Linked DNA regions of Homo sapiens: region 1 is linked to region 2. Evidence: read pairs that join two places in POLR2A ChIA-PET (ENCODE). Cell type or tissue: A673. All regions are shown on one strand.

The links. ChIA-PET counts read pairs that join two places held together with the same protein. Peaks named below come from ENCODE experiments on the same cell type or tissue, not always from the same donor. Only the 100,000 strongest peaks of a DNase experiment are listed, where the experiment ranks them.
Region 1: POLR2A ChIA-PET joins it to region 2 with 5 read pairs; 22 of 35 experiments call an interaction of 5 or more read pairs at or near these places.

What each region holds. Positions count from the first base shown.
Region 1 is chr14:35,205,053-35,210,052 of GRCh38, forward strand. All of the region lies in intron 5 of PRORP (protein only RNase P catalytic subunit), which reads left to right. All of the region lies in intron 5 of PRORP-PSMA6 (PRORP-PSMA6 readthrough), which reads left to right. Among named protein-coding and RNA genes, the nearest start is that of PSMA6, 85 kb to the right of the region's middle. In A673, no CTCF peak of the experiment used is centred here; no DNase peak of the experiment used is centred here.
Region 2 is chr14:35,389,271-35,394,270 of GRCh38, forward strand. No RefSeq gene overlaps it. Among named protein-coding and RNA genes, the nearest start is that of NFKBIA, 13 kb to the right of the region's middle. RefSeq lists a silencer at 1,733-2,027. In A673, no CTCF peak of the experiment used is centred here; a DNase peak (open chromatin) is centred at 1,891; H3K27ac peaks cover 548 bases.

The sequences.
Region 1 (5,000 bases), 180 kb before region 2:
TCAGAATTGGGATGCAAACCCGGATTTTCTATGCCAGAACCTGAGCTTAATGATACTATTATTTTCTCTCTTTATGGGCTTTGTCAACATTCTTCAACATCTGCTCTATTTTTTAAAAAAATATGCAGTTTTTGTTGTTGTTGTTTTGAGATGGAGTCTCGCTCTGTTGCACAGGCTGGAGTACAGTGGCATGATCTCGGCCCTCTGCAACCTCCACCTCCCTGGTTCAAGCAGTTCCCCTGCCTCAGCCTCCTGAGTAGCTGGGATTACAGGCTAATGCCACCATGCTTAGATAATTTTTTTGTATTTTATTTTTTAGTAGAGATGAGGTTTCACCATGTTGGCCAGACTGGTCTCGAACTCCTGACCTCAGGCAATCTGTCCACCTCGGCCTCCCAAATTGCTGGGATTACAGGCGTGAGGCACCATGCCTGGCCTACAGTTTTAAATATAGAGACAAGGTCTCGCTATGTTACCCAGGCTGGTCTCGAACTCCTGGGCTCAAGCAATCCTCCCACCTTGGCCTTCCATAGTGTTGAGATTAAAGGCATGACCCACCATACCCAGTGATATCTGCTCTATTAACAGAGAAAAGCAGTTTCAGAAGTGAAAGAAAAGTTATTAGTGGTTTTTGTTTGTTTTAATTAGATATTTATATGTTTTTGAAGTAGAAAGTTTGCACTATCACCATGGTGGCTTCATACACACAGTTTTTTGTTTGTTTGTTTTTTCTCACACCTCTCAGGGATGAAAACGTGGCTAATTTCTTCTCACCCTTCAGGTCTCAACTTGGGGGTTCCTCTCCAGGAAGTCTTCCCTAATCTCCATGCTACCCCTGCCACCAAGTCCTCTTCAGTCTGTGCACTTGACCCCTCCTATGTTCTCTCTAAGAAGCTTACTATAATCTCTGTCATACCACCAGTCACACCATTGCAGTGATCTCAGCTCCTTGACAACAGGGTCTGTTATTTGTTTTAGAAATCGCAACATCCAGCATGGTGTTTGGCATGTCATAGGTACAAAAAAAAATGTTGAATGAATATTTGACTTGAAGTGCATTTTCAGACTTGCAGAATGTTTGGTGACTCCTTTTAGTCTGTGTTTTTGCACCAAACGTGACTTGTGATAGAGTGCTGCTTATGACGGACATTGTCCCTTTTGATCCTCTAGTCTTTCTGGTGAAGAAGGTTTGTTTTTCATATCCCTGAATCCTTGAGGTCATTAGCTGGGAGAGGAGTGAGGGAATGCTGTTAGCGAATTCCCTGAGTGAGGTGGAGGACACTGTTATTCTGCTTCCTTCTTCCCATGGTGAGAATGTGGCCAGGCTTTAGAGTTTGGAGGAAGATAATCACGATAACATTAATCCCCAGAAATTATCAGTAGTAGTTCACTGTTTACTGGCTGGGACTTCTGTTTTAATTACTGGCCAGGTCTACTCTGTTCAAACCCATAGCTATTTCATACAGCTTTATATTCCCACCAACCAGACCCAGGTTTAAACTTTGTAATTCGAGATGATAGATCATTCCTGTGTTCACTTCTAACCTGAAATCATCTTCTTCTCTACCATAAGTCTATAGACTAGCAACATCATCATATAGCAGAAGGCAGGAGAACTGCACACCATCCCACCACCACTATTTATTGACTGGGTGACTATAGGTAAGATAGTGAGCCTCTCTGGGCCTTAATCATCTCCTTTCTAAGGTGGGAGTGCTAAGATTTTATGTTCCTGAGACCATGGGGCTAAACTGGATTTTTTGTCAAGGTCCATTCCATTTCCATATTAAGATGCATAATTTATATGAAATATTCATCATGTTCTAATGCTCACTTAGAAGGACGATTAGAAGTTTTCTTCTCTGTAGGGATTATGCATGTATCATTTCTTTGTAATTTAGCAGTGTTGAAATCTTAACAAATGAACTTATTACATTCAGGGTTGTGATTTTAACCCCTACATTTTTCTGCTTTTAAGATTATTAATATCACATGGAGGCCTCTCTTTTTAAATTTTTCTTCCCAAGGTGGCTGTGTATCTTTTATTTTTTTTTCTTTAAGGCTAACAGCCTAATATGCCAAACAAATGTATACTGTCAGGCCATTTACCTGGCGATGCCGGAGCCCTCTGGGCACATGCATATATTTATATCAGTACATGAGATACATGCTGAAATGTTATTGCCTACACGCTTTAACTCTTTACTCTCAAAATTCAGTTCTTGAATGTAAAATAAAAAGACCTTACAATTCTGCTTTATTAAAGGCTTACTTCCTGAAGGCAGAAATCAGACAAGGAAAGTTAAGAACTGTTGTAATCACAAAAAATTACCTTCTTCAATATTACTACAAATACATTGTTGTCCTATTCACCATCAATAAAGAAACTACAAAGCATACAACATTTTTAAAGAGGAGGGTGTCTGTAACAGGTCTTCTAACCCTGTCATTCATTCCTTTTTCTACTATTCCATGTTGCTACAGCCTTCCTGTTTCCCTTTTTATCAACATTTTATTTAAAAATTTTTCAAAAATATAACAAAGTTTAAAGAATGTGTTATAGTGAACGCTTAACACAGCTGTCTCCTTAGATTCTACCATTAACATTCTATTGTACTTGCTTTCTTGGGTATCTGTCTATCCCTCAATTCATTCATTAATCCATGTGGGTTTTTAAATGCATTTCATAGCATATTGAAGATGTCTATATCTATACCTATTTCTCTTTTGATGAGTTTCATTTTTCTGCTAAAATTGACTGAGCTCAAGTATGCAGGCACAATTACCTCTTCTTACTGACTTATATAAGATGTAACTGGCCGGGCGCGGTGGCTCACGCCTGTAATCCCAGCACTTTGGGAGGCCGAGGCGGGTGGATCACAAGGTCAGGAGTTCAAGACCAGCCTGGCCAATATGGTGAAACCCCGTCTCTCCTAAAAATACAAAAATTAGCTGGGCATAGTGGTGTATGCCTGTAGTCCCAGCTACTTGGGAGGCTGAGGCAGAAGAATCGCTTGAACCTAGGAGGCAGAGGTTGCAGTGAGCCGAGATCGTGCTACTGCACTCCAGCCTGGGCAAAAGAGCAAGACTCCATCTCAAAAAAAAAAAAAGACTATAGTTAAAGATGTAACCCATATCACTGGCCTTATCAGTACTATGCTGTCAGCCTGTGCAAAGTGGTTTTCATAGAGTTGACCAGTGACATTCTAGATTAGCACCAATAGAAATATAATGTGGTTTTAGCTGGGCATAGTGGTGAGCGCTTGTAGTCCCAGCTACTCCTGGGGCTGAAACAGGAGAATCCCTTGAGCCCAGGAGTTCAAGGCCTGACGGGGCAGACTATTATTTTAGTGAAGCCCCATCTCTAAAAGTAATAATAATTTCTAAACATTATAAAGACATATAATGTAATTTTAAATGTTCTAGTAGCCACAATTTAAAAAGTTAAAATTAACAGGTCAAATAGTTTTAAATTTTATTTAAGCCAGCACATCCAAAATGCTATCATTTCAACATGTAACTTAAAATTATTAATGGCCGGGCATGGTGGCTCACACCTGTAATCCCTGCACTTTGGGAGGCCGAGGCAGGCAGCTCATTTGAGGTCAGGAGTTCGAGACCAGCCTGGCCAACATGGTGAAAACCCGTCTCTACTAAAAATACAAAAATTAGGCCGGGCATGGTGGCTCACACCTGTAATCCCAGTACTTTGGGAGGCCAAGGTGGGTGGATCACCTGAGGTCAGGAGTTCTAGACCAGCCTGGCCAACATGGTGAATGAAACCTTGTCTCTACTAAAAATACAAAAATTAGCCAGGCCTGGTGGTATACGCCTGTAATCCCAGCTACTCAGCAGTCTGAGGCACGAGAATCACTTGAATTTGGGAGGCAATCACTTGAACTTGGGAGGCAGAGGTTGCAGTGAGCCGAGATTGCACAACTGCACTCTAGCCTGGGTGACAGAGTGAGACTTTGTCTCAAAAAATAAAAATAAAAATAAATAAAAATACAAATACAAAAATTAGCCAGACATGCTCACTTGAACCCAGGAGGCAGAGGTTGCAGTGAGCCGAGATCGTGCCACTGAACCCCAGCCTCGGCGACAGAGTGAGACTCTGCCTCAAAAAAAAAAAAGTTATTAATGAAATACTTTACCGTCTTTATTATAGTAACTTTTATACAAATCCAGTACATCTCAATTCTAATTAGCCACCATACTTTAAGAGCTCAATGATAGTAATATGTAGCTAGTGGCTTCCACGTTGGACAGCAGTTCTAGACCTTCAAACATAAGGAGTACCTTCCTCCTCATAAATTTCCATAGTCTGTCTATACTGACTTAGCAGACAAATTTCCTAATAAGTGCAAAAGAAGTAGTGATGTTCATCACAGCAAGCCCTAATTATACTGTTTCATGTTAAGGTCGGTTTTAATTTTAGTTTCCTTGTCAGAAAGTTCTTAGGATTTTTTTTCCTTTATTCATTTGTCTTGATTTCTTTTTGTTTTGTTTTGTTTTTTGAGACAGGGTCTCGCTCTGTTGCCCAGGCTGGAGTGCAGTGGCTGCAACCTCTGCCTCCCAGGTTCAAGCGATTCTCCTGCCTCAGCCTCCTGAGTAGCTGGGATTACAGGCCATGCCACCACACCTGGCTAATTTTTGCATTTTTGGTAGAGATGGAGTTTCACCAGGTTGGCCAGGCTGCTCTTAAACTCCTGACCTCAGGTGATCCACCGTCCTCGGCCTCCCAAAGTGCTGGGATTACAGGCGTGAGCCACCATGCCTGGCCTCTCTTGATTTCTTGACATATGTGCTCAGTTGAGTTACATTCCCTCTAGCAATGTTGGGTTATTTTATTACTTGTCTTCTATCCTTCCTCTAGTTTCATACCCCACTAATATATCTTCTCTGATTTTCACTAGAGCACTCTCTCTAAATGAGATAAGATCTTTAAGTTTCTCTTATCAAAATAAAAAACACATGCTGGTGTTAAAATATTAATCAGC
Region 2 (5,000 bases):
CACCATAGAAGACAACCACCCAGCAAAAACCGCTGTTGACATCTTGGGACATTTGTCACCTGAACCCATTTCCTATGTTTAGGGGATGCACTGTCTTGAAGCACAAATGCAAGACAATCACTTTCCCAGCCTCCCTTGTGTGGCATCTGACGGAGGCTGCCCAGACCTTGAATCAGAGGCTAACAATGGGAAAACCTGTATGCATTCTGGGCACAGCATGAGGGGTTGCGGGAGGTCGGCTGCAGGAGTGAGCTCAGCGGATCTCTCTTGCTCTCCAGGTCACCCGGAGAATCTTAAGGCTTCCCCAAATCCTCTTCACAAATCTCTTTTTGTTGTTGTTATTGTTGTTGTTGTTGTCGAGACGGAATCTCACGCACAATCTCGGCTCACTGCAACCTCCACTTCCTGGGTTCAAGTGATTCTCCTGCCTCAGCCTCCCTCCTGAGTAACTGGGGTTACAGGTGCCCGCCACCACACCGGATAGTTTTTTGTATTTTTAGTAGAGATGGGGTTTTGTCATGTTGGCCAGGATGGTCTCGAACTCCTCACCTTAAGTGATCCACCCACCTCGGCCTCCCAAAGTCATGGGATTACAGGCGTGAGCCACCATGCCTGGCCCACAAATCTCCTTTCTGTCCAAAGTATCCAGCATTAGTTTCTTTGGCTTATAACCAAGAATCTTGGTGGGGAGAACATGTTGGCATGGTTGTGTGTTTATTGGTAGGATTGCACTATTCTTTTATTTATTTATTTATCTATTTATTTATTTTTTGAAAAGGAGTCTCGCTCAGTCCCCCCAGCTGGAGTGCAGTGGCATGATCTCAGCTCACTGTAATTTCCACCTCCTCCGTTCAAATCATTCTCCTGCCTCAGCCTCCCAAGTAGCTGGGACTACAGGTGCGTGCCACCATGCCAGGCTAATTTTTGTATTTTTGGTAGAGATGGGGTTTCACTGTGTTGGCCAGGCTGGTCTCAAACTCCTGACCTCAGGTGATCCACCTGCCTTGGCCTCCCAAAGTGCTGGGATTACAGGCGTGAGCCCCAGGCCCAGCCAGGATTGCACTATTCTAACGGTGTCGAGCTTTCCCCTTCTGCTGAAGAGCAAAGCACAAGGAGGGGCGTTTGCGGGGATGCAGCCTTCCTCCCTCCCTCATTCTCTCCCAGCTAGTGCTGCCACTAGAGCAAGGCTCTCTCCTTCCCCGCCTTTCCCACCAGTGGTAGAAGAAAAGGAAAGCATTTATAATAAAGCCCACTTTCTGCATTACAGAGGCAGGATGGGGAGGGCTGAGGGCCCAAGGTTCTGCCTGATTTGCTGACCCCCTCACAGAGGGCTCCAGGCAAGGCCCCAGGAGGGGGTGTTCATCTCTCTCTAACCAGGTCGGGCTTCCCTACTGAGTTGCATCCCCATTACCGTCAGCGATCTGCCACCTGGCCCACTGCTGACCACAGGAGCAGAGGCTTCTCTCACCTTCCATGACTTGAGAGGACTCCCAGAGGTCCAGGGCCTTCCAGGCTTGCACCTGGGGTGGGCCCATGACAGCCCTCCGTTTCATGCCTCCACCTGGTGGGTCATGCCCCCCAGCCTCAAGGCAGCTCCCGTGGGTCAGGGCTGCGCTGAGCAGGTGTTGGAGGCTGGGAAGGGCCTGGTGAAGGGGGCTCCCCACTGGCAAGGGACAAAGTCAGGGAGGGTCAAGAGGAAGACTAGATGTTCCAGTTTGTCCTTAGAGGATCTGGTTCCTCAGGTCCTGGCCACCCTATGAGTAGGGGAACAGGAAGTTTTGGCTTGCAGGGAACAACGTGCCTACAGGGAGGGCTGTCAGATGCTCTTCACATTAGTGATAATTAATCATCCTAATTGAAGCTGTCACCTACTGAGTGCCTACTATGTGTCTGGCACTTTGCCAGAGCTTTACAGACATCATGAGTCATAGCTAAGCCTCACAGCCACTCTGCAAGGCAGCTGCGGTCACCCTGCTTTAGAGATGAGGAATTGAGTCTCAGAGAGGTTAAGCCACTAGCCCAGGGTTACATGGTGTAGAGAGTAGGGCCTCCAGTGGGAGCCAGGTTGGTCTGAACCTCCAATGGAGAATGATCGATTGCTCTGAAGGCTGTCTCTGTCATGAGAGCCACCCAGGGTGTTCCTGGTTGTTGGCCTTCCCAGGACCTGGCCTTCCCAGGTCTCCCCTCAGACAGGCCTCGCAGGCGTCTTCATTCTATACCCATCTCCACCCCAGTGGGTCAGCTGGAAATGGGCTCAAAACTTAATCACACAATTACCTCAGCCGTGGCTTCCCTGCAGCCTCTGAGGAGGCAGAGTTTTTTCTCCTTTGCTGGTAGGTTTCTGCTGTCAAAAACCATCCCAGGGCTGGGTGTGGTGGCTCACACTTGTAATCCCAGCACATTGGGAGGCCAAGGCAGGAGGATCACTTGAGGTCAGGAGTTCGAGACCAACCTGGCCAACATGGTGAAACCCCATCTCTACTAAAAATACAAAAATTAGGTGCACATAGTGGCACATGCCTGTAATCCCAGCTACTCGGGAGGCTGAGGCAGGAGAATCACTTGAACCTGGGAGGTGGAGGTTGCAGTGAGCCAAGATTGCGCCACTGCACTCCAGCCTGGGCAACAGAGTAAGACTCTTTCTCAAAAAAAAAAAAAATTAGCTGGGCTTGGTGACATGCACCTGGGATCCCACACACTCGGAAGGCTGAGGTGGGAGGATCATTTAAGCCCAGGAGGCTGAGGCTGCAGTGAGCCATGATTGTGCCACTGCACTCTAGCCTAGGTGACAGAGTGAGACCCTATCTCCAAAATGAAAAAAAGAAAAAAAAACCCTCCTGGGATAGTATCCTGAGCTGGGACCAGAGCTACCTGGAGCCTCTTTGCCAGCAGCCAAGTCTTGGGTGTCAAGATGGCACCTAAGGCTATTACAATGAACTGAATGTTAGTGTCCCTTCAAAATCCATATGTTGAAATCTGAATCCCCAAGGTGATGGTGTCAGGTGGGGCCTTGGGAAGTGATTAGGTCATAAGGATGGAGCCCTCCTGAATGGGATTAGTTCCCTTATAGAAGAAGCCCCAGCAAGCTAGCTGGCCCTTTCCACCACGTGCAGACACAGCAAGAAGGCCTCATCTTCAAATAGAAAAGCTGGCCCTCACCAGACACAGAATCTGCTAGCATCTTGATCTTGGACTTTGCAGCCTCCAAAACTGTGGCAAAATAAATTTCTTTCTTTCTTTTTTTTTTTTTCTTTTTGAGACAGAGTCTTGCCCTGTCACCCAGGCTGGAGTGCAATGGTGCGATCTCGGATCACTGCAACCTCCGCCTCCCAGGTTCAAGCACTTCTCCTGCTTCAGCCTCCCAAATAGCTGGGATTATAGGCTCGTGCCACCATGCCCGGCTAATTTTTTGTATCTTTAGTAGAGACAGGGTTTCACCATGTTGGCCAGGCTGGTCTTGAACTCCTGACCTCGTGATCTGCCCACCCTGGCCTCCCAAAGTGCTGGGATTACAGGGGTGAGCCACCACGCCCAGCCGGAGAAATAAATTTCTATTGTTCATAAGCAACCCAGTCTATGGAATTCGGCTGTAGCAGCCTGAACAGTCTAAGACAGCTGTGCTCATGCCATTTCCTATGGACTTACAGCATCTGTCACTTACTTTTCACACACTCCTATGAGGTATCTTTTCAATGTTTCCTATGAGAAAAATTTTACACAATAGAAACAGTAGCAAATGACTTCTCAGAGTAAAATAAGTTTATTTGGTGGCCAGGGCCATGTAAGATTAACACCAGCTGCACTGGAAAATGGCAGCTGTTGAGAAGCCTTGAACATCTTCAGTAAAATGAGGAGGCTCACCCTGACCAGTCTGGGAACAAAGAGCTTTGGAGCCAAAGGGAGCAGGTTTGAGTCCCAGAATGGCCACTTTTCTTGGTTTCATCACCTCAGACAAGTTACCAAGCCTCTTTGAACCTTGGTTTCCTCAATAATGTCCCCCTGTGATGATCACATATGCCTGGCATATAGTCATTGTTTCATAAATGACACCTACTACCATTATTATTCACCCATAGCTGGATTAGCTGGGTCCTCTGCAGTGTGAATTATAGTGTGATGGGATTGGAGCTAAGGCTCGTCAGTGATAGGTGAGATTCTAAAACAGGTAAGGCTTGTTTTTTTGTTTGTTTGTTTTTTGAGACCGAGTCTCGCTCTGTCGCCCAGGCTGGAGTGCAGTGGTGGATCTCAGCTCACCGCAACCTCCGCCTCCTGGGTTCAAGCGATTCTCCTGCCTCAGCCTCCCAAGTGGCGGGGATTACAGGCGCCCGCCACCAAGCCCAGCTAATTTGTTGTCTTTTTTTAAGTAGAGACGGGGTTTCACCGTGTTAGCCAGGATGGTTTCGATCTCCTGACCTTGTGATCCGCCTGCCTCGCCCTCCCAAAGCACTGGGATTACAGGCGTGAGCCACCCAGACTGGCCCGAGGCTTGTTTTTTAATGCACCCCTCCTCCATGCTCCCTGTCCTGCTTAGCAGACCTCCAACATTGTCGTGGGTCCATTTCCTGAATTTTTAACTTTTTAAATGTGTTGAAAGATACTTGACATGTGTCCTAGCCCTCAGGTCTTTAGGCCTAATGACTAGTCAGATTGAGGCAGAAACTATCCCCTTCCACCTCCAAGTTTATTGTCTGCATTAACATGACTTTTTTTCTCCCACTGTCTTTGGTACAATAACTTTACTATTCCAAGAGTCTCTTGCCCAGGCAAATAACTTCATTGTTTATTACAGGAATTTCCCAAGAGGCCCATCAACTCTTCAATAGGCGAGCTTTATTTAATAGAAGCATCAACAGACATTTCACACCTAAGACATTTCAAACCCCTCGCCTAGCTGTTGCCACCAACCTGAAACTACTGTATCATTATCTCCCCCAATCCCAAGCAAGCCCCTGCATTGAAAGGCCCTCCTTAAACCAATCTTGAAATTCTCAGTGAGATCC